Linked DNA regions of Homo sapiens: regions 1, 2, 4, 5 and 6 are each linked to region 3. A link is an interaction called in ENCODE POLR2A ChIA-PET data of the cell type or tissue named here. Cell type or tissue: OCI-LY7. All regions are shown on one strand.

The links. ChIA-PET counts read pairs that join two places held together with the same protein. Peaks named below come from ENCODE experiments on the same cell type or tissue, not always from the same donor. Only the 100,000 strongest peaks of a DNase experiment are listed, where the experiment ranks them.
Region 1: POLR2A ChIA-PET joins it to region 3 with 7 read pairs; 4 of 35 experiments call an interaction of 5 or more read pairs at or near these places.
Region 2: POLR2A ChIA-PET joins it to region 3 with 5 read pairs; 3 of 35 experiments call an interaction of 5 or more read pairs at or near these places.
Region 4: POLR2A ChIA-PET joins it to region 3 with 7 read pairs; 5 of 35 experiments call an interaction of 5 or more read pairs at or near these places.
Region 5: POLR2A ChIA-PET joins it to region 3 with 7 read pairs; 4 of 35 experiments call an interaction of 5 or more read pairs at or near these places.
Region 6: POLR2A ChIA-PET joins it to region 3 with 5 read pairs; 4 of 35 experiments call an interaction of 5 or more read pairs at or near these places.

What each region holds. Positions count from the first base shown.
Region 1 is chr7:106,989,295-106,993,294 of GRCh38, forward strand. No RefSeq gene overlaps it. Among named protein-coding and RNA genes, the nearest start is that of PRKAR2B, 53 kb to the right of the region's middle. In OCI-LY7, no CTCF peak of the experiment used is centred here; no DNase peak of the experiment used is centred here.
Region 2 is chr7:107,098,641-107,102,640 of GRCh38, forward strand. The region is part of intron 2 of PRKAR2B (protein kinase cAMP-dependent type II regulatory subunit beta); the gene reads left to right. Among named protein-coding and RNA genes, the nearest start is that of PRKAR2B-AS1, 21 kb to the left of the region's middle. In OCI-LY7, no CTCF peak of the experiment used is centred here; no DNase peak of the experiment used is centred here; H3K4me3 peaks cover 2,675 bases; H3K27ac peaks cover 2,663 bases.
Region 3 is chr7:107,047,098-107,051,097 of GRCh38, forward strand. The region is part of intron 1 of PRKAR2B (protein kinase cAMP-dependent type II regulatory subunit beta); the gene reads left to right. Among named protein-coding and RNA genes, the nearest start is that of PRKAR2B, 4.4 kb to the left of the region's middle. In OCI-LY7, CTCF peaks have their summits at 1,597 (motif pointing right) and 1,804; DNase peaks (open chromatin) are centred at 1,564 and 3,094; H3K4me3 peaks cover 3,659 bases; H3K27ac peaks cover 3,284 bases.
Region 4 is chr7:106,962,764-106,966,763 of GRCh38, forward strand. No RefSeq gene overlaps it. Among named protein-coding and RNA genes, the nearest start is that of PRKAR2B, 80 kb to the right of the region's middle. In OCI-LY7, no CTCF peak of the experiment used is centred here; a DNase peak (open chromatin) is centred at 168; H3K4me3 peaks cover 1,056 bases; H3K27ac peaks cover 1,226 bases.
Region 5 is chr7:107,118,787-107,122,786 of GRCh38, forward strand. It overlaps PRKAR2B (protein kinase cAMP-dependent type II regulatory subunit beta), which reads left to right. Exons shown (of 11, transcript NM_002736.3): 3 at 3,166-3,218. Among named protein-coding and RNA genes, the nearest start is that of PRKAR2B-AS1, 41 kb to the left of the region's middle. In OCI-LY7, no CTCF peak of the experiment used is centred here; no DNase peak of the experiment used is centred here.
Region 6 is chr7:107,124,567-107,128,566 of GRCh38, forward strand. PRKAR2B (protein kinase cAMP-dependent type II regulatory subunit beta) reads left to right here. Exons shown (of 11, transcript NM_002736.3): 4 at 3,646-3,729. Among named protein-coding and RNA genes, the nearest start is that of HBP1, 42 kb to the right of the region's middle. In OCI-LY7, a CTCF peak has its summit at 3,843; DNase peaks (open chromatin) are centred at 1,069, 2,085 and 3,835; H3K4me3 peaks cover 1,929 bases; H3K27ac peaks cover 3,324 bases.

The DNA.
Region 1 (4,000 bases), 58 kb before region 3:
GATCTCATGAAATAAAACCTCCACACCATCTCTCTTACCATCTACTTCTTACTGTAACATAAGAAAGAATTAAATTTTCATCTTATTTAAAACAGTTATTTGGAGTATCTATTACATGTAGCAGAACCTATATAATAATATATACATTTTTATTTCTGCACCTGAGTTTTATATTTTTTATTAATTATATTATTATTATCTTTGAGACAGAGTCTTACTCTGTTGCCTAAGCTGAAGTGCAGTGGCGATGCTGCGGGATAATGAAGGAATCAGAGAGACCGAGGGGTTGAGGAGCAATTATTTAATTATTTAGGTGCACCGACCCAGTTGGATTAACATCCAAAGGACTGAGCTCTGAACAAAGAGTCAAGCTACCTTTTAAGCATTTCGTGGGGCGGGGGGAGATCTGTGCAGGGGGAAGCATATTACAGAAGCGAGAAACAAAGACAGTTATTCAATTGAGACATGCATTATATTATTTCTTACTTTTTAAGGCACAACATGTTTTACGACTTCAGATTATCTGTCTAGTGACCTTGCAGCTGCACAGCTAGAGAAACAGTCTTCACAATGCCTGGGAAAGGGAGAGATAAGTCTCATTAGCCACAGAAAAACAGGCAGTTAATTTTAAAGGACTCCAACTCTTTCTCTTCCTCAGGGGGAATTGGGTTTTCTTACATACAACTGAGTTTTTGCTTACGCATTCTTTAATTTCTTTTAATTTCTGTTTCAGCACCATCTCGGCTCACTGCAACTTCTGCCTCCCGGGTTCAAATGATTCTCGTGCCTCAACCTCCCGAGCAGCTGGGATTACAGGCATGCACCATCATGCCTGGCTAATTTTTGTATTTTTAGTAGAGTCGGGGTTTCACCATGTTGGCCAGGCTGGTCTTGAACTCTTAACCTCAAGTGATCTGCCCACCTTGGCCTCCCAAAGTGTTGGGATTACAGGCGTGAGCCACTGCGCCTGACCCTGCATTTTCTCGTAAGGCCAAATCACATCTATTCTTTTTTGACTCTCTCAAAATAAATCTCCAATCTTTGTTGTCCTTGTGACTTTGCAGTAAACTATCCAGGTACCCTCTATTTTTCTTTTTGGGTGAACCCAACCCCTCAAAATTACAAATTGTGATAAAACAATTAGCTTCCAAACTACATGCTCTACCCCTTTTTCTTTCTTTCTTTCCTTCCTTCCTTTTCTTTCCTTCTTTTCTTCCTGTCTGCAACAAATAGTTACCATGCTCCTACTGGATATCAGGCCCTACGCCGGATATTTTCAGAGGATACTAAGGTGCCAATATGTATCAAAATGTATCAATCAGAGTTTTAGTTCCCAGAGGCCTACTCTGGTTTATTTAAAAGAAATAGATCATTGGCCAGGCACAGTGGCTCACCTTGTAATTCCAGCACTTTGGGAGGCCGAGGTGGGCAGATCACGAGGTCAGGAGATGGAGACCATCCTGGCTAACACTGTGAAACCCCGTCTCTACTAAAAATACAAAATATTAGCCAGGCGTGGTGGCGGGCGCCCGTAGTCAGTCCCAGGTACTCGAGAGGCTGAGGCAGGAGAATGGCGTGAACCTGGGAGGCAGAGCTTGCAGTGAGCTGAGATTGCGCCACTGCACTCCAGCCTGGACGACAGAGTGAGACTCGTTTCAAAAAAAAAAAAAAAAGAAAGAAAAAGAAAAGAAACAGATCATTAAAAGAGCACTGGGTATCAGAATCACCAGAATGATTGGACAATTAAGATCATGGTTATGCAGCCAGGAAAACCATTTAAAATCATACTGCAGAACTGGCTTACAGAGGACAACTCTTGACCAGTACCAAACATTGGACACCTGTACCACTAACACCACTGGCCTTCAGCACTTGGGGCAGCCACCAGTATTACCACCTCTACTGCCCCACTGCCAGAGAGCCTTCCTCACCATCTCCATCATTGTCCCCAGCTCCCAGTCCAAGGTCTGGGCAGGCACATCTGGTTGTGGTGTCTACATCATGTGCCCAAGACACAGCTGTAATGGAAGCTAAGAAGGGATGTATCTTGAATTTTCAGCTTGTCAAATATTAGCAACCTGTGCACCACAGTAAAGCACACAGTAAAGATTTCTGTACAAAGTAAACAATTCTTGTTTGCAGATATAAGAAGGAAGTTCAGAAGCTGGGCTACAAAAACTGAAACAAACATTCACTATTTCTATCCAGACAGACTTAATGTACTCTCTGCATATCTAATGGACTATTAAATTTTAATGCATCAAGAAGCATGTGTTTTTCAGTTCTGTGCCTTTTTAGGAGGTGAAACTCTAAATAAATAGAGATGTTTGCTTCTTCACTTGTAGAATAATATAATGACTTTTAGGAAAAGCTATTTCTTCTCTTCCCGTCTCTGGACTGGCAAAGATGATCCTCAGTATGCCAGATGTGGTAGAAATTTGTAGGGAATTTGAAGGGGCGCTTTCTTATGTTTAGGGGAGTTCCGTATTGTATAGGTCTTCGCAGAAGAGTCTGATCCTTAATTTCAATATCCCTGGAAATTTGGGCCCAGGTGCAAAATCAGCTACTCCTTCCCAAAACTTTAAATCTAGAAAAAAAATGAAGCAAAGAAGCTGCGATGCTCAAGAATTCATCTGTGCCTTGTGAAGCCAACAGGGACATCCAGCATTTACTGACAATAACAGGTGTGTTCCATCTTCTGTTCTGTGGCATAATTTGGGCTCTTATTCTCACCTGAGTCTTGAGCCTGGCTTTCCTGGAAATTCTGTGACTTGTCCAAGTTCCTTTCAATAAATTGCTTTTTTGCTTAAATTATAATTTTTATTGTTTGCAACTAAGAATGCTAACCCACAAATAAGAGCTACCACTGAATTAAACTGTAGATGGTTTTTCATTTACAATCGTTTCACCTTAATAACATATTCACATACAAACCACTAAAAACTACTGAATGTTTTGCAGCACTGACTATCATATTTATATGGTTTTTCTTCATCATCATACTCTTAAAGACGAAGACTAGAAGGAACTCTGGGCTCTGTCTAGGCCACTTCCCTCAATGTGGGGAAATTGACACTCAAAGAGGTGATTTCTCATTCCAGCAAATGAATCTCATTTCTAAGGATGATTTCTGGTAACTTCTCCTACTAAATCTAAACCATCCCAAATTGAAGGCCTATCTCTTCTCATGCTGAAAATTTATTTTGGAAATGTTATAAGTTACCTTTCTATTCCACTATGCAAACCACCAAAGGAAATAAGAATACTGAGCCTAAAACCAATTCTATGCAAACATCACTAGTTTTGCTTGTTATTCCGCCCAGGTTTGGCATCTGTTTATCCATTTACTTAATCAAAACCATATTTTCTGAATTTGTTAATGAGCATGTTGATGGGAAGGAAGAAATCAAAAGACTTAAGGAGGCATCTGGTATGAGAGAAGGAAGTAGCTCACACTTCCTTCACAAGCTGGTGCTAAAAATGTTTAAAAATCACATGAACCAACATTCCTTACAGCCCCTCCCCACGTCCCCAATATCACTAATGCACATGAATGGAGAATACCCATCTGAATCCAAACGCATGCCCTGGTGTGTGGATTCAAACAAAAAATTCCTCCCCCCACCCTCAGCCCCCCACATAGCCTGTGGTTTCACTTATATGACAGTGACTGCTGGGGAGGGATTGCATGCCAAGTGTACTGGAGATTTGTAGGGTATCTGAAGGGCCTCTTTCCTATGTTTATGATATTCCCCATCATATAGGTCTTAGTGGAAGAACCTGATCCTTGATTTACCATCCCTGGAAATTTTGGCTCATGTGTGTAACTCAATCTTGGCCAATCAGATGCTCCTGCCCAAGATTTTAAATCTGGAATGAGCAAAGCAAAAAAGCTGGAATGGTCAAGCAGCATGGGAGAGCACAGCTTATAAGTGCCCCTCAGGGCATTCCTATTCATATGTGTTAAAAACACACATGGTTTTTGAGTTCACCTAAAATT
Region 2 (4,000 bases), 52 kb after region 3:
TTGTGGTTTATCTACCTTTGGTCTTTGATGATGGTGACGTACAAATGGGGTTTTGGTGTGGATGTCCTTTCTGTTTGTTAGTTTTCCTTCTAACAGTCAGGACCCTCAGCTGCAGGTCTGTTGTAGTTTGCTGGAGGTCCACTCCAGACCCTGTTTTCCTGGGTATCACCAGCAGAGGCTACAGAACAGCAAATATTGCAGAACGGCAAATGTTGCTGCCTGATCCTTTCTCTGGAAGCTTTGTCTCATAGGGGCACCCAGCTGTATGAGGTGTCAGTTGGCCCCTACTGGGAGGTGTCTCCCAGTTAGGCTACTCGGGGTTCAGGGACCCACTTGAGGAGGCAGTCTGTCCATTCTCAGATCTCAAACTCCGTGCCCAGAGAACCACTACTCTCTTCAAAGCTGTCAGACAGGGACATTTAAGTCTGCAGAAGTTTTTGGTGCCTTTTGTTCAGCTATGCCCTGCTGCCAGAGGTGGAGTCTACAGAGGCAGGCAGGCCTCCTTGAGCTGCGGTGGGCTCCACCCAGTTTGAGCTTCCAGGCTGCTTTGTTTACCTACTCAAGCCTCAGTAATGGTGGATGCCCCTTCCCTAGCCTCGCTGCCGCCTTGCAGTTTGATCTCAGACTTCTGTGCTAGCAGTGATTGAGGCTGTGTGGGTGTTGGACCCTCCTAACCAGGCGCGGGATATAATCTCCTGGTGTGCCGTTTGCTAAGACTGTTGGAAAAGCGCAGTATTAGGGTGGGAGTGTCCCGATTTTCCAGATACTGTCTGTCATGGCTTCCTTTAGCTAGGAATGGGAATTCCCTGACCCCTTGTGCTTCCCAGTTGAGGCGATGCCCCGCCCTGCACCGTGGGCCGCACCCACTGTCCGACAAGCCCAAGTGAGTTGAACCCAGTACCTCAGTTGGAAATGCAGAAATCACCCGTCTTCTGCGTTGCTCACCCTGGGAGCTGTAGACTGGAGCTGTTCCTATTCGGCCATCTTGCATGAGAAATCTTTTTTTTTTTTTTTTTGAGACGGAGTCTCACTCTGTTGCCCAGGCTGGAGTGCAGTGGCGCAATCTCAGCTCACTCCAACCTCCGCCTCCTGGGTTCATGCCATTCTCCTTAGCCTCCTGAGTAGCTGGGACTACAGGCCCCCACCACCATGCCTGGCTAATTTTTTGTATTTTTAGTAGAGACGGGGTTTCACCATGTTAGCCAGGATGGTCTTGATCTCCTGACCTCGTGATCCGCCCGCCTTGGCCTCCGTAAGTGTTGGGATTACAGGCGTGAGCCACCGTGCCCGGCCAGTCCTGTGCCCACTTTTAAATTGGGTTGCTTGTTTTTGTTGTTGTTGTTGTTGAGTTGTAGGAGTTCTTTATATAGTCTAGATATTAATCCCTTGTCAGATACATGGTTTATAAATATTTTATATCATTCTGTGGGTCACATATTTACCTTTTCTGGTGCTCTTTATTTCTTCCTGTAGATTTGAGTTACTATCTAGTATCATTTCCTTTTAGCCTGAAAGAGTTCCTTTAATTCCTTGTTAGGTGCATTTGCTAGCTGCAAATACTCCTAGTCAGTGTTATCTATCTGGACATGAGTTCATTTCACTGTCCTCATTAAAAGATAGTTTGGCTAAATAGAGAATTCTTGGGCAATAGTTTTTTCTATTAGCACTTGGAATATACCATCTCACTACCTTCTGACTTCCATTGTTTCTGATGAGCAGTTAGTAATTGTTTTGTTGTTCCCCTGTATGAAATAAATCATTTCTCTCTTACTGCTTTGACAATTTTCTCTGGTTTTGAGTTTAACAGTTTGATTAAAATGTGTGTGGGTATGGATTTCATTGTGTTTATTCTGTGCTGAGGTTCATTGAACTTCTAGAATCTACATAAATGTTTTTGTAAAATTTGGAAAGTTGGCCATTTTATTGTAACATTTTTCTTTGCTTCTCTCTCTGTTTCCATTTTTTATGGAACTTCTATTATACTTAGGCTAGTATACTTGATGTCTCACAGATATCTACGACTGTCTATTTTTATTCATTCTTTTTTTCCGTTTTTCAAATTGAATAATTTCCCTTAATCTGTCATCAGGTTCCTGATTCTTTCTTTTGCCACTTCAAATCTCTTGAGCCCACCTAATGAGTTTTTCATCTCAGTTATTGTGCTTTTTAACTCCAGAACTTGCTTTTTTTTTTTTTAGAATTTCTCTCTTTATTGAGATTCTTTATTGAGTCGTTTTTACTCTTTGATTGATTAAACCTGATTTCCTTTAGCTCTGTGAACATATTTATAATAGCTGCCTTGAAATTGAAATCTTTGCTAAGTCTAACAACTGGCCCAATTGTAGATCATATCTGTTGACTGCTTTTTTCTGGAATATGTATCACACTTCCTGTTTCTCTGCATATCTTACAAGTTTGCTGAGGACTGGACATTTTAGATTATACATTGTAGCAGTTCTGGATTCTGATTTCCTCCCTCTCCAGGTTGTTGCTTATTTTTTTTTTTTTTTTTTTTTTTGTAGCTTGTCTACTAAATCTGTATGCTCTGTCTTTGCCATGGTATGTGGCTGCTAATGTTTCTGCTTTTCGTTTGTTTGTTTTTATTTTTAACCCTGGCCTCTCAAGGTTAGCCCCTGTATCTTCGTGATGCAGTGACCAGTGGTTGGTCAGATTATAAGGGCAATGGGACTTGTGTGAGTTTGGGGGCATATCCAAATTTTAGGCAGTTTTCAAGTATACTAGCTTTTACTTTCTGCCAAGCTAACTCATACCTCCTCTAAGTGCGCTGTAGCCACCTCGACAGCCTAGAGATATGTAGAGGGCTAGGGCACTGCCCAGTTTCTCCGTCCTACCCACACTGCCTTCCAGGCAGCCACGGATGCTTGGAGAATTTATCAAGTGCCTCCGTGTCTGCCTCATTTTCTGTTAAATTTCTGGTTAGTTCACTGCATCCAGGACCAAGCGTCAGGCTCTCTAAGCTTCTACCCTTCCTGCTTGTTTGTCGGTTTTTTGGTTTTGTTTTGTTTTTGCTTTTCTTGTATTCTCTCAATCAAGTTAGCCTCTTCCTGCAAAGCTGGTAGAACCACCATGCTGACCAACCTGGTGGGTGAGGGATTGCAGCCCTAGGCAGGAATGCCATGGGCTACCACTGTCCTAACTCAAAATCAGTAGCTATTTTTATGAATAAATTCTTAATTTGTTGTATGCCTTTGGTTGATTTCCAGAGCCCTGATCCTTTTTTTTTTTTTTTTTTTTTTTCCAGTTTTGTTTAGTTTCCTCATTGCCTTTTGAGATGAGGACTGGCCATGCTCCTCATTCTGCTGTATTGTGCTTCTAAAGATAGTTTTCAAGTAACCAAGGTGAGACAGGAGATCAACAAGACTCACCAGTCTGCTGATCAGAACACGATACAAAAAATTAGCCGGGCATGGTGGCACGTGCCTGTAATCCCAGCTACTCTGGAGGCTGAGGCAGAGAATTGCTTAAACCTGGAGGGGCAGAGGTTGCAGTGAGCTGAGATTGCACCACTGCACTCCAGCCTGGGTGACAGAGCGAGACTCCGTCTCAAAAAGAAAAAAATAACAGCTAGAACTAGGAATTATAATATATTTGCATAAGATACTCCAACCAGCACCAAGACAGTTTACAAATGATGCCATGGCAATGATCTGGAAGTTACCTTATATGGTTCTGGGAACTCCCCACCCCTTTTCTAGAAAGTTTGTGAATAATTTAGCATATAATTAAGAGTGGGTATAAATACAGCTATCCTTGCAGGTTGCTTTGGGCCACTCTGCCTGTGGGATGGCCCTGCTCTGTCTATGGAGCAGCCATTTGGCTATACGCTGTTGCTCTAATAAATTTGGTTTCTTTCACTGTCAGCTTGCTCTTGAATTGTTTCTTGAGCAAAGCCAAGAGCCCTCCCAGAGTTTCTTGAGCAAAGCCAAGAACCCCCCAATTTTGGGGTTCACCAGCATTATTAGGTTTTCCTCATTTTCAT
Region 3 (4,000 bases):
TTGTTAAACAATTGCACTATTTACTCCCTAGCCTCACCCCCAAGGACTTTAAAACTTTTTGACTGCAACCAAATACAATTTGATCATTATCCAGGAGGCACATACATCTGTATAACAGAAACTTTGGCAATAGTACAGGTACTTCCTTCTGTCAGATGCAGTGCTTTTTGATATTTCCTATTTGAATCAGTTATTTCTCCCTATTTTAAATTGTATTGAGACCTCCAGTTGAAAAACATTTAATTATAGGCTACAAAGTGATTGGCAAGGTTTCTTGTAAAGGGCCGGTTAGTAAGTGTTTTAGACTTAGGGCAACATGTGGTCTTGATCACTTCTTCTTCAGTTTTTTTTTTTAAACACATACACCTTCTGAGGGTTGCGGTTGTACAAAATTAGCTGCAGATCAAGGCCATAGCTTGCCGACCCCTGGTTAGAAGAAAAAAAAAAAAGTCAAAATAGTACCATTGGGGGAAAAAACAGGAGTGATCCTAAAAAGTATGAGCCTATCAGTTTGACATCTATGTCCAGAAATGTGTCTCATTAGAAAAGAACCCCAGATACTGGGCAATTCTGGCATAGTAAAGAATAAGGATTGGAAAACAAGTCTTAATTTACTATGACACAGCACAAGACCTGCTGGGTCAGTAATTCTGAAATTTTCATAGATATCTCAAGGAAGTTTGATTCAGAAATGACCATTACCCTGTACCATTTTTGGAGAGCTTTTTTAAATAGGTTGAGATGGGACATGATATCCTTTTCTTCCCCCTCAGTAGACATCCCACCCAGGTCATTCTGATATCAATAGTTCCATGACTGTACTTTGGAAAACATTAACAGATAGTGATAATACTATATTCTTCTTAACATTTAAAACATAATTGCCGTTAGTTGACAATTGCTGTGTGCTGTCTAAATGCTTTAATTTTTTTGTCTCAGCTTTATGAGAACGATAAGGCCATCACTTGCCCAGTGTTTCACGTGAGCTGCAAAATCAAGATTGGGATACAGGTGGACCTGGCTTCATCCCTGTGCTCTTGACTGCCCGATTCTATCTCCAGATGGGGCTGGGGCTAGCATAACCTGAGTATCCCTTATATGTCAAGCTCTATTTGGGACCCTTAATGTGTTTTATTGTTAAAGCTCTGAAAAATTAACTTGTCCAAGGTCACACATAAAACGAGTAAGTAGGGAAGCCTGATTTCTTACTCTTATGTATCTAACCTTGAAGCCCAGGATGATCAGGGAGTTCTTAAATGGAATTTGTTCTGTGGGCTGACTCACAAGTCAGGTTTTCCTGTTTTTTTTTCTTTTAGTAATGCTGATGGATTTGCATTGTTGGTTCATATCCTCTCTTGTGAATGTCTTTAACGTAAGTGATGGTATTTATGAGAGGTTGGAGTTAAAAGGCAAGTTTTTGACCATGCAACTTGTGCCCATTGACAAACGTAGGACAAACGTAGGGATCAAGCATGTGACCTTGACCTTATAATGTGGTGGTTTAATCAAATAAGCCAGGCACCTGCAGTTAGCTGGAAAAAATGTTGTCTGGCCAGGGGTCGGTGATTTTTGAGGGTCAGGTGGTGTGGCTGTAGGTGGCGCTAGAGCAAACAGTCAGATGGGTGAAGGTCATCTTCTTTCCTACCTTTCCAAAGGATCCCTTCCTCTTCTAATAGCTTTCTTTTCCCTCTCCTATTCTCTTCCAGTCTTATAAATTCTAATTGTTACTTTCCATTTGCTATCAATTCTGGTCGAAAGAGCAAGCTTTAGATGTTAGAATGATAGTGGCTTATGGTGACCCTTTCTAGGGAAACTCTCAAAGGCCAGAAAGAAGCCATAATGGAAACCTCTTGGCATCTACTCTGTCTCCCTCTTCCCCGTCCTAGAGAAAGCAAATACAGTTTGACATGTCATGTCTGAAAGGGTAGCATCCCTAGGCCTTGAATTTCTTAGAAGGTTTACGGTAGGCTATAGCATTGCATCAGTACTAGTTTGGAGTAAAATCTGTGGTAATTCATGATTTTATATAGGCATCATCAAGAGATCTTGTGTTGCCCCATAATTTCTTCAGTGGAATTGCTGAAACAAAAAATGAAGTAAATACCATTCAGATTACTCTGATAAATGGACAAGTGGTCAGAAACAAAATTAACTACACATGGGCACATGCAGAGCAGTCAACCTGGGAGAAAAAATAACTACCGTGATAGAAAATAAAGAGCTGATTTTCTGAGTTATAGAAGAAAAAGATCTAGAGTTCAAAGTAGATACACATACCAAAAATATAGACTCATACCCCATAAGACAAGCATATCAAAAGTAATAAATAGAAATTTACCATGTAATAACTGTGGCTTAATCCTCTTAACTCTGTCCCATGTCCAGTCTTGTTGGAATCTTACCTACCTTTTGGTTTTTACAGTTCAAAGGGAATTTGGAGAATTTACAAAACATCCTTAAGGTCAAGCAAAATATTGTAAAGTTTATATCATTGATATAAAATCTTACAGAGTTATATACTTTTTTTTTTGCAGAATAGCAATTTCATTGTGTTTTATGGAAATGAATCCAGTATTGCACTTCTTGGCGAGGTGAAGCAGGGAATGAGCTTATGTGGCAGTTTTACTTAGGATTTAATGTTATACAGTAATAAAATCCATATCTTTTCAGCTCATAATTTGTAGCTAAGAGCTCCAGGATTTTGTAATTAATGAGACTTTATAGTTTTTGGCTATTAGAGATTTACATGGTGGTTTTAAATCCTCCTGAAATGGATTAAATCATTCATGACAATGGCTAAAATATTGAAGCCATTATTTTAGTTATGAGCATAAAACAATAGTGTCAGAAAAGATAATAAAAATTATTTTGAGTTAGAGATAGTGATTGTGATTTTCAAAGCAGAAGTTAAGAACATTATTCATTTTACTAGTAATAGTAGGTGGATTGCTTTAGGGGTTGAAATTGGGAAACCAAAAAACCCCTTCTCTTACCATCTATTACTTTGGGCTTTGGAAGAAGGGTGGTAGAGGGAGAAAGATAATGAAGTCAGAAGGGAAAGGGGGAGGGAGAGAGCAAGAGAGAAGTAAAACCAGTTGTGAAGGCTTGCTTGAGTAACTTACACTTTGAAGACATACAATGGAAACACCTAAACAGAAATTGAAGCATTAGTACTTTAATTTTTCTATCAAAAACCAAACCATTTAGCTATTATTTTAGATAAGACAGTTACCAGCTTTTTTTTTTTTTTTTTTTTTTTTTTTTTGTGGATGCACATAAATTGATGTGCTGTGTCTGGGTAGAACAGGAGTGAATATTGAATGGTTATTTTATTGTTGCAAATCTCATTCCATGGATTCCAGTAAATTTCCAGCCGTCAAGATTTTGTTAACAGCTATGTTGAAAAACAATTGTGTTTCTTTTTCAGTTGTGCAAATACAAACAGGGGACCTATGAATCCATCAATTTGGGGTTTATTTTTGACCCATTAAGAAAATCGTTTGTCAGTAGTAGTAGTAATAAAGTCCTACAGTGGAGGTTGGGGAATGATGGAATATTTTAAGGTGAGAGATTCAGTGAAGAAGACTGAAGTGACTAACTGCAGGGTCTACTTTAGAAGTGTGGAGAATCACAGAAAGTGCTGAGATCTGGGATGGCCTATTAGAAACAATGTGTGAAACTTGGAAGGTAGGATAGTTCTTATTTTAAGAAAAAAGAAATGATTCGTCTTACATTTACTCTCTTTAGACTTCATTTTTTTCTGTTTTTGTTTGTTTTTTGGTAGAGATGGGTCTTCCTTTCTTGCCCAGGCTGGTCTTGAACTCCTGGCTTCAAGCAGTCCTTTTGCCTCAGCTTCCGAAAGTGTTGGAATTAGAGGCGTGAGCCACTGCTCCCTGCCTAGACTTAAGACACCATCCTTTTGTCAGAGATGGCCTCATAGATAGTATGTATGATCAATTTTGTTAATAGATGGGGCAGGTGAGAGACAGAGAAGTTCCTT
Region 4 (4,000 bases), 84 kb before region 3:
ACCAGCAATATAAGTAGTCATGGTCAACAGGTACTTGCTGTGATTTGGAGCTCTTCCTGAGTCACCTGCTGTAAAGAAAGTGAAGTAATTGAGGATGCTTTCCTATAGAAAGGAGTTTTTACATTGCAAATATCTATCAGGGCATCACTTCTCTTTTCCAAAAATAGGACTTTTATTCCAATCTACTTTGTTCTCCTTCAAAGAGAAACTGCATTTGAATAAAAGCTCAAGTACCACCTGCAGCACTTTGGCACACGCACGCTGAAGTTATTTCTGAAATGGGGGACTGTGGGGTTGGGGCAGGAGCAAAGTGTACTTAGGATGCTCTGAATTTAAACTTAAGCCACCAAGTGTGATTCCTGTGTACCTTAAATGCCAACTCTGTGGGAAGGTTTCCTAGATGTACCATAGTCTTTTCCAAGGCCATCCCCAGAGGCAAGTGCCTGCAGTAGTCTGTATCTAACAAACACAGTATGTTTAAAAGAGGCATCAGCACAACCTAGACACTAAAAGAGTGGGGAGAGACTTTATCTTAGAACATCTAAAGCCTAGGAGGCTGAAAAATTGAAAGATGAAGGAAGAGAGATTACTACAGGAGGTCTTCTTCAAGGTGTGGGGCTCATAGCTTTTTTAAGCATCAGCAAGAAAAGGAATCAAAGAGATGCCTTCTTCTCCCTCCTACAGCTTTGAAGCTCCAGCCTTCCTAAAGCTGAAGCCCACACTGACCTTTATGAGAAAGGTAGAGCATGGTTTAGTACTTGATCTTTGTTTTGCCCTTGGAAGTAACAGCCCCACCTGCCTGTTTTCTGAAGCTGGCCTTGTCCTGCCATGGGAGTAGTTCCTTGTCTTTTCTATAGATGAGAAAGCAGATGTTAGATACTGCTCTGAGGGAGCCCTGAAAACGAGTTATAATGATCTGAGCCTCAAAAGCAAATCTAACACTCAGGCCGATCCTAAAATGACTTTGCCACCTAACTAAAGCCATATGGCCTGAGTATATTCAAACTAGATTCTTTGCCAGAGAAATTCGTTGAGAGTCAACTGTTCTCTTTAAAATCATAAGCTTCTTTAAAATTATGAAGGGGACAGTGTCCAATTCTCTCCTCTTCTGGATTATTTGGAGAGTATCCAAAATAAGGTGTCTCTGACATATTGTCTTGGGACCATCTGTAACTGAATAAACTATGGTACCTGTTAAAAATTCAGTCCTCCGCCGGGCGCCGTGGCTCTTGCGTGTAATCCCAGCACTTTGGGAGGCCAAGGCGGGCGGATCATGAGGTCAGGAGATCGAGACCATCCTGCCTAACACGGTGAAACCCCTTCTGTCCTAAAAATACAAAAAATTAGTCGGGTGGGGTGGCAGGCGCCTATAGTCCCAGCTACTCAGGAGGCTGAGGCAGGAGAATGGCGTGAACCTGGGAGGCAGAGCTTGCAGTGAGCCGAGATCACGCCACTGCACTCCAGCCTGGGCGACACAGCGAGACTGTCTCAAAAAAAAAAAAAAAATCAGTCCTCAGCCCCACCTCAAACCTCTCCCCCATCTCAGACCTACTAAGTCAGATTCTCTGGAGGTGGGGCCTGGGAATTTTTGCAAATTTAGAGGATTCTGAGACATACGAGTGTTTGGGAATTACTGGATATGAGAATTAAACACTACCACTTTCTCAGAAAAATTTGGCCCAGGTGAGATCACAAACATTTTTTTCTAGCAGCCTCATGCTATTATGTCAACAAGACACTAGGGAGTTGCAGATCCATTACAGAACAAAAGATCTGAACACAGAATGGTGGGAACCAGTTTCCTTAAATGCTTCTGCCTTGCTGATAGTACTGGTGGCTGCTTAATGATAGTTTGCTATGAACAAAAGGAGCAGAGACTGGATGTGCAGGTGAATCTGCAATTGCCATGGAAACAGCAGCCATTATCACCGGAGAGGATCCCCTCTTAGGCAATCCTGCCATTCCGTTCAAAAACCCCAGCTTCTGCTTACTTTAGATTAGAAATCATGCTTTCTTGAGGCATGCTTCTGAGGGCTTATAAATGTGTATCCAAAAAAGAAGTAAACAGAGAATCATACTGTTTTCTTCTCTTACGTATCTTCCAAAAGCATTCCAGCATAATCCAAACAGGATGGAAATTCTCATCTCTTGGCACAAATCTCATATCATCCCTTGCATGTAGGGGAATAGGAGGGGTTGAGTTTGGGGTTGAAATAATTCATTTGCCTTCTTCCTTCCCCTACTTAATTAGTAGACCTAGTAATAAATGCATCTGCACTAGGATTTTAATTAAGTTAAAATTTTAAAACATTGTTTATTTTATACTGAGTTTAGAGGAATTTTTAAAAGTGTGACTGTGATGAAAACAATGCCACACTTATGTTCTAGAAACCTAGATGTTAATATGGAGCATATCATGCACAGTAAACACTGGATCTTACATTATGCATTGAACATTTTATCTTTGCCTAAAATGGAAAAATAACAGCAACTTGAAGCATATGTGCTTATCACATAGGAAATAAAGCTCAGTAGGCTGTGTCCTCACCAAGAGAACTTTCCACGTTCCTGAGCCAGGTTTTCTTCCTTCCAGGCTCAGAAACCCAAGTGCTCTCAAAGTACATGAACCCTCCTCAGGGACAGACTCATATTCACTAAGCCCCCAAAACAGAATACCAGATTATTCATTTATAATGAGAAGTACCTCTCCCAGGAACAGGAACACTCATGGATTGTATAACCAGCCCTTCCTCCTCAGGTTGGTGGACCTACAGGGCAGGCCAAATAATATAGTGGTCAAAATGCCATTTTGTTCTTTTACAGTCAGAAAAAGAAAACTATTGTAAGAAATGGAATACTAAAAGCCCTTGTAACAGATCCATTTCCGTAGGCAAAATGACAGAGGAAGTCAGATAATAATCAAAGATTGCCTGGAGAGCAGGAAATCAGAACAAAAAGAGTTCTCCAGATAAATCCAATGCTAATGGCATCAGGCTGAGATGGCCTGAGGCTTCACCTACATGATGGGATTGGTCCCACCAATAGAAGGGGGATTATTTCATCTCCTCTGGACAATGGTTTGGAGGGTCCTGCCAACTGTTCCTTATATTTTCTATTTGTTATGACTCTAATCCCCAAGCTGACCACCATGCTCCTGATTTTCACATTATTTCTTTAGCTATGCTTAATATTAGTCAGTTCACTGTCTTGCAAGCTGAAGAACATTGTCTTTGTAATGGCTTTGCATATTCCACATTCCGTATTCTATTCTGTACCATTGTGTGGAGTTCATAGTTTAATTCCGTGCCACCTCCTTCATTTTAATTTTTTGAGAGCATCCTTTCTAAAGCTCCAGATAGGTGGGCAACATAGCTGCATACAATGTTGTATTTCTTCTGATTTGCAAGTGACTCCAGCAAGTATTTGAAAAGATAATAATAAATTCCCACTCTGTCTCTTTCTTAGCATGGATTTGGTTCAGACTGAGCTATGCTGAGCCACCTCCGAATGCCATTGCAAGGATGTCAGTAGTTCCTTGGGAGCTGCTCTCCTCCTTATTGCTTGCCTTCTCCAGTTACTGTTCATTCATCACCAGTTACTCATTAGGTGAATGCTTGTATCTTAAACTGAGAGGGCTGGGGTGAAAGAGGAGAGTTCCCTTATGCCCCTCTCAGGATGTGCAACAAGGGTGTGGCTCACTCCTTCAGTAGCCCCGCTGCTCAGACTCCTAGGGGGGCAGGTACAGAGGCAGTAGGGAGCACTTTTGGGCTCCAGCCCCTCAGCAGCGTCTATGGGTGGGGGTCTGCGACTTCCGAAGCCCCAGCGGATGTGTGTTACAGTGTGCTCTCTCAGCTTAGCCATCTACATATGGCTTGTGCTAATCAGTTCAATAAACCCTCTGCCTTATCACAAGGGCAGGGGGCCAGTGTGACAGCCTTCTGTATCCCGAGTTCTTGCCCAGTGTATCAGAAGAATTAGATCACATGTGGGCTGGAAGGAT
Region 5 (4,000 bases), 72 kb after region 3:
CAATCAGAAGAAACAGTTTAAGTGTTGATAAGGAGCTTTATAAGGCACGATGACAGCTTTACAGAACTGCAAATACTTTATTTTGATTTGGCTGCAGAAGGTGGGGGTAGATGAATTCTAATGTAGTGAAACAATTGCAACAGGAATGCCAAGAACTAAGTCCTTGTAGTACTGGCACAATGTATAGTTCAGTGAAACAGCCCAGAAACAGACAAACACACTATGTGATAAAGTGGGTATCACAAATCAACAGGGTGTTAAGTAATAATATTGAGACAATTGATAAACTCTTTGGAAAAATAGTAGATTCTTACTCCAGATGATTTTTAATTAGGACTTAGGGGCTAGGCACTTAGAAATTTGAGAATTAGGATTGATTTCTGTGAATTAAAATTTAAGATCAACAGTAATGGATCAGAGGGTGGGGGTGTGTGTATGTGTAAAACAAGTTAATCTTAACCAAATATCTTGCCTACTGCCTACTGCCTACTGCACCACCTCGTTGAATGTGTCAATCCTGTGAACATGGCCAGCTTCATGGGCCCTGCACTCACGAGGGCCGTGCATTTGGTTTAATGCTCTGCTCTTGTTGTCCTTTGGAAAGTCTTAATTTTTGAAGATGGGGCCCATATATGGTGGTTTTTGTTTCGTTTTGTTTTGTTTTGTTTTTGCACTGGGCCATACAAATTATGTAGCATTCCTGCCTATGAAGTTGGCCATCTCTGGGGACAGAAAGTTAGAGAGCCAAGCTTTAGAAGTAGATATCCTTGTGTTCTCTGGAGAGTCGCAGCCAACCCAGTTAAAGTGTCCCAGACACATTGGCAGGGCCATCCCTATTGAGTGCCTCAGGCTATCCAGCCTGATTCCCTGAAACATTCAATTTATTTAACAAAGTTTCCTACTTCCCATTTCCTGCTCACCAAGCAATCTTTCAATAGTGACTTGGCTGCTTCTTTGGTTTTCCAGCAGGGAGAGATCTAGCTAGTTGTGCTGGTCCCATCCTTCATTCAGGAAGGTAGTTACTAAATTGGCAATCTGGTTTCATATGTCAGTGAGGTTCTTTAATGTGAGCCTGCTTCTGCATGACTGGTCCATTCCTGTTACGTTTCTGAGACTGAAGGCTGAAGTCCAGGAATTACGCGGGTAAATTCACCAAAGCAGTCATGTGTAGAATAGTGGTTAAGAGCAAGAGCTTTGGAGTCAAGACACACAATCCTGGATAAAACGTGGGTCCTGTCACTTACTAGGATGTATGTATGATCTTGGCTTTCCTGTGCCCTAGTCTTTCATCTGTCAAGTGATGACATTAACACCTACCTTAAGGTTGTTGTGAGGTTGAATGAGATGATGTACTTTAGATCAGGGTTTCTCAGCCTCGGTACTGTTGACATTTTGGGCCAGGTAATTCTTTCTGTTCAGGGCGGGGTGTTCGGTGCATCATAGAATGCTTCCAGCATCCCTGGCCTGTACCCAGTAGATGCTAGTGGCATCCCTCTAACCCCCTATAGTTGTGACAATTAAAATGTCACAGAGGTGGAATCACCTCTGGTTAGTACTTGGTTAAGAGTCACTGGTTAAGAGTCTCTTGGTTAAGAGTCACTGGTTCAGGTGTTTAGAGTGGTGCCTGGGGGAAAGAAAATGTTTTATGATATAATAATAATAATGGGAATAGTGGTACCAAAGATGATACTACTTTTGATGCCACCCTGAGGGACCTAGGAAGACATTCGTCAGCCTTTCATTTATTCTTTGTCCTTAAATTTTTATATCTATGCCAGAATAAACTCCATGTAGATTAAATAGTACATGTAAAAAGCTCTACCTTTAAACAACTGAATGAAAAAGAAGTAAATCTTCAGATTTGCAAATAAGGAAAGGGTTTTCAAGGTCAAAAGCAGTGATACTTCTGTGATGTTTAATGTTGGGTTTAAAACACATTGGGGAATTTTCTTTCCTCATAGATATCATGACATTAAAAATAAATATGCATAATCTATAAAAACTTTGTAGTTACAATTGAAAAGCAAATTGGATAAAATGATTGTGAGTAATATGACAGATAAAGTGGTATGAAAAAACTAATTTAAGTCAAAAAGAAAACCAAATATTTCCTATAGATAAGGACAAAGGAGGAAATACAACCATCCTATAAACATTTGCTATGGCTTAAAATCTTTGTCAATTTAAATAAATAATTTAAAATTTTTTTAAATATTATTAAATTCAAACTATTTAATAATTTTTTAAAAAATTTTAAATTATTTATTTAAATTGACAAAGATTTTAAGCAATAGCATCCAATTCTGTTGTACAGTTAGGGGGGTCTTATTACATATTTTTTGTCGGACAATCGATAGGTACAATCCTTCTAGAAAGAAACATGGTGATAAATGTGCCCTAAAAATGGTCATACAATTTAGCCCCTGCAAATAACTTTGGGAATAATGCTTACAGCATAATCTGAAATATAGACAAATATCGATGCATGAAGGTGTTTACTGCAAAGTTGTTTTAATATAAGCCAGCTAAATGTTCAGTATTAGAGAAATAGTTATTTACGGCATATAATAATCTGCAATCCTTAAATGATAATCTTTACACAGTGTTTCTAATGACATGCAAAATTCTTACAGTGTTAAATGAAAAAAGTAGGTTTTTAAGTTGCATATGCAATGTAAACTCAACCCAGAAAAAAGACTGGAAGGAAATACCCAAAACGTTAATATTTGTCGCTGAAGTACGCAAAATGTTAATATTTGTTCCATAATATTTAGATTATGGATAATTTGTGAAAGTTAGTCACAACTATATGATTAAATTCATCATTTCATGGCAGACAGCCTTTTCTTTTGTTTCTGTTCCTTTAGGTAATGTTTAGATATCATGCCTTGGAAATGAAAATGAAAAGGTTTAAGCTATGTTTCTCTAAATAGGAGAAATAAAAAAGAAAGTGTCAATGCCCTAAAATACAGCTTTATTTTTAAGTAAATTATAAATTGCAATATGAAACCAATTTTGGGGGGTAGACTGCTTCTCCTGGTTGAGGTGAATTAATGGTTTTTTATACCGTGGTACTCTTTTTGTTCATTAAGTGTTAACGATGTACTCATTGTAGTATGGTTTTTGATGAAACAATCTTTAAGATGTTCATTTTTGTTTTTATAGTATGTGCAGAAGCTTATAATCCTGATGAAGAAGAAGATGATGCAGAGTCCAGGGTATGTAATTTACTGAATGAATGAATTTTAAATTGATGCCCTTGTCATATATAAGGAAAATAATCATAGAAAAGATTTAACAGGCATGTAGGTTAACAGGAGACATAATGGAATTATTTTGACTGTTTCTTTTCCTAGTCTCATCTCCAATAGCCTACTCCTGCTGTGAGTCTTGCAGAATTATTTTTATCCAGAGAGTATTTCTCTTTACAAAATGTATCCTGGTGATGAAAAGTGTTTTCAGCTGTCTTTCTCATAGTGATAATATTATTTTTCTTAGACAGTGTTTCTAGTAAACAAAAATACTGGGAAAGACCTTCTACGCCTATTAATTTATAACAACGGAAAGTTACTCTGAAACAAACAAATCACGGTAAAATCACATCCAGTGTGTCAGTACAGCAGTTAGGATTATTTTTTAAATCTGTGAGTCTTCATAGTTTGCTCAGCAGCTGACTTCTTGCAGGCCCTAATGTTTTTGTAAGAATTTGTCCACTGTGATTTCAGCAGTTTTTAAGCTATGTCTTTCAGCTCAGTTCTACTATTTATTTAGTAAAAAGTAAACTAAAAGATGACTATGCCTGGAAATGGAAAGTAGTAATTTCTGCGTCACCCTCCCCCCCTTTTTTTGAGTACATGTGTTGCAAAAGTGCCTCTTGTTTCTTTGGCCTTAAACAGTATAAACAAAAACTTATTTTTGTAGCTCTGAAAAGTACATAAGTAAGATTGAGGTTTCATGTGGAGAAGCAGCTACTACGTCCCTAAGTCGTTACATCATTAAG
Region 6 (4,000 bases), 77 kb after region 3:
ACCACCACATACCTGGCTAATTTCTGTATTTTTAGTAGAGATGGGGTTTCGCCCTGTTGGCCAGGCTGGTCTTGAACTCCTGGCCTCAAGTGATCCACTCACCTTGGCCTCCCAAACTGTTAGGATTACTGGCGTGAGCCACTGTGCCTGACCGATATACAGTGTTCTTTAAAGAAAATGTCTAAGTTAAAACCTTACTTGTTAACTGTTTTTCTAATTTTTTTTTTTTAATGGAAAGGCAGCAGAAATTTAGAGCAGAAGTTGGCAAACTTTTTTTGGTAAATTTTTTTTTAACTGAAAAATGCACTATTTTCAGAGAGTAAATATTTTAGGCTTTGGGGAGTCATGGGGTCTCCTTTGCAACTACTCAGTTCTGCTATAGTAGCTTGAAAGCAGCTGTAGGTAATACATCAATGAAAGGCATGTCTGTTGGGTTACATTAAAACTTTATGACGCTTGAATTTGAATTTAATATAGATTTTATGTGTCAGGAAATATTATCATTTGTTTGATTTTTTTTCCCCCAGTCATTAAAAAAATGTAAAATTATTCTTAGCCTAGAGGCCATACATACAAAAACAGCTTTGCCTGCAGGTGTAGTTTGCTGATCCCTGGTTTAGAATATAGACTCTGTAGCTGGCCTGGCTGGCATGAATTCTGGCTCTGCACCTTGTGGACTGGATGACATTGGACAAGTGATTTGGGCAAGTTGATTTCCTTAACTCTAAATTTCTTAACCTGCTTCATGGGATCTGTCACTAGGATAAAATGAGTTAATATTAGTAAAGCCCTTAGAATAGTACCTGGCATGTATTTATGCTATGTTTGTTTAACAAATAAAATTTTTATCTGAAATCAGGAATGAATTTTAATGAAAACCAAAGTGGCCTCTAGTACACTAAAATCACACTTTGGGTGTATTGCTGAGGCCTCAGTGATCCAGAGAGAGATCCCTTAGGTGGGATCATGCTAAGCCCCAGAGGAAAAATGTAGGAGAGCATCTTCAGAGCAGGTGGCTGCAGTACAGAGGAGCTGGAGTGTCAGAGACCACACCCGCTTTCTGGCTGTTTACTTTCCCCAGTGAAGAGGGATTTTACCGACGAGGTTAATTACAGAGAGTGGACTCTGAGTGCTGAGGAGTAATGGCAGGGTGAGGGAAAAGGGAAACAGGAGGAGAGCAGTAGACCATAGTGATGGAGGTGGGGCTGAGAAAAAAAATACTACTTAGAAATGGTGATTGGGCTGGGTGCAGCGGCTCATGCCTGTAATCTTAGCAGTTTGGGAGGCCAAGGCGGGTGGATCATGAGGTCAGGAGTTTGAGACCAGCCTGGCCAAGATGGTGAAACCCTGTCTCTAATAAAAATACAAAAATTAGCTGGGCACAGTGGCAGGCACTTGTAATCCCAGCTACTCAGGAGGCTGAGGCAGGAGAGTCGCTTGAACCCAGGAGGCAAAGGTTGTAGGGAACCGAGTGCACCACCACTGCACTTTAGCCTGGGTGACAGAGCAAGACTGTGTCTTAAAAAAAAAAAAAAAAAAAAAAGAGGCCAGGCGCGCTGGCTCACGCCTGTAATCCCAGTACTTTGGGAGGCTGAACTGGGCAAATCACGAGGTCAGGACATCAAGACCATCCTGGCTAACATGGTGAAAACCCGTCTCTACTAAAAATACAAAATACAAAATACAAAAAAAAAAAAAAAAAACCAAAGCCAGGCGTGGTGGCAGGCACCTGTAGTCCCAGCTACTCAGGAGGCTGAGGCAGGAGAATGGCGTGAACCCGGGAGGCGGAGATTGCAGTGAGCTGAGATCGCACCACTACACTCCAGCCTGGGCAACAGAGTGAGAATCTGTCTCAAAAAAAAAAAAAAAAAAAAAAAGTCGTCATTGGTACGAGAGGTAGCAGGAAGAAGAGAGAAGAGGAAAAAGCTGGATTTCTGTGTGAAGGCTTATAGGAATTGAATGGGTTGGAGAGAAAGACATAAAGTTGACCAGAGCGAAGCAGGTGCACGATACTGATGCCTGATGCACTCTCCTCTCCCCCCTTTCCTTTCTGAGAACAGCTTCTCAGCAGGCAGACATCTCGGTTGCTTTGGTTTGAAGTTCTAGATGGATTTTGTGAAGTGAGAAATGACTTTCTGTTTTGTTTTAGTGTGTTAGCCTTCCTTATTTGAAGTAGGAGGAAGTGAAGTTTGGTTGGTGTGGTTTGGTTAATACCTGAATTTTAAAGGTTTCTTATGCAGCAGTGAATGAGAAGTCCCTGGGATCTACTTTGTCTGTGTTTGTGTGTCATCTTAGAATCTAGTTTGAGATGAATATTGGGCAGATAGTAAACAAAGGTTTACATCTACCTTACCCTTAGAGGGGAAAGTGCAGTGACCCTTTCTCTTACTAGCTAGTAGTTCTTTCATGTAGTCTTTACATAATGCAAATAAATGGTATATATATCAATAGTTTACATATAAATAGTTTAGCAATACTATAAGTTTCCCCAATTCTTTTCAGGCTTATAATTTTCATTAATTTTTAGCCATCTGATGTGGTTTGAAATGCTGATTTAAATTTCCCATTGTGAGTTTTGATGTTTGTGGCTATAAACTCCACTGCTGCCTGATTCTGTGAGCTCTGATGCTCTGATGGTAGGGCAGGCTGCCTGAAGAGGCAAGGTACCTGCCCATCAGCTCTTGTGGTCACTCTTTGAGTGAGCATTGGAATAGGAAAGGGTGGTGTGTAGGTCTTCAGGAAAACCAACTCCGTGTCTGCTGCTTTTAGGACTACCCCTTGCCCCTCTAACTCATTTTATAGTTACAAACTGTTCATGTTCACAAAAGAGTGGACCTTTTGGTCCAAGTCAGTTGAGCCTCCTGCTAGTGAAAAGGGACTCGAGAGATAGCAAGCCACACTTACACACACGGCATTCTGCCACTCTTCACACTCTAGAATACAAGTTTAGTGAGAATATAGCACACTAGTTTCCTTGAGTTCCTTCTGAAATCAGTGCACCAGCCAGCCTCCTTGGACTCTTTTTCCCTGGAACACATATTCTCTTGGAGTGGCAGTGCATGATTGTTTGCTCCCTTCTAAAAATCACTTGCTCGCTGTGGGGCAGGTACATACCACATGTGTAAAAATATATTCGGCATCTAATGCCATATACATTTAAACATTTTACTTCTTTCCAGGGACCTTATCAAGATTCAAAAGAAAGAATTACATCCTGAAAGAGTATTAAACTCAGTAGAAACAGAATGACAGCAGTCCAAATTTTCAGTGTAGCTGCTGGCACCTGTTGTCCTTTTGTACGGGTCCCCACTGGCTGGGAGCTTTGGAATCTTCCTAGCCAGTCACAGTTGTGTGCATAATGAACTTGCTAACCTAGGGGAAAATATGCTTTTGAAAAACATTTCAGTGCTATATTGATGAATGGATACCAACCTCCCCCGAACAAGGTGAATTATGTTCCCCTACTTGGTAGGCTCATAAGTTACCAGTCACCAAAAGTGAATCTCAGCACCAACCTGAAGCAAACTTGAGCGCTAACAGTTCTTCTTTCTAATGTTGGTTCTGATTTTTGTTAGTTTTTAAAATCTCTTTGAGTGAGATGGTATTGGCTAATGTCTTTGTTTTTTAAATCTGATGTCCTTTTAGATTATACATCCAAAAACTGATGATCAAAGAAATAGGTTGCAAGAGGCTTGCAAAGACATCCTGCTGTTTAAGAATCTGGATCCGGTAAGATAAATCTTAATAATAGAAATGGCTTTGTTTTTTCCCCCAGTGACAGTGTCAAGAACTGTACAGGGTCTTGAGTTTTGCCCTCTTTGTAAGCTGATCACCCTGGGGTGATGGTAAAGGCCCCCTTGCGGATGCTTGAATGCACAGTAGGTTGAACTGCAGGAGAGGAATATTGAGTTTGGGGGAATATACTGCTGTTGGAGCAAGAAGTAAAGAAGCCTGAGGTGTTTGTCCTGTGGAAGATATTCTCTCATCTCTCAAGATGTTA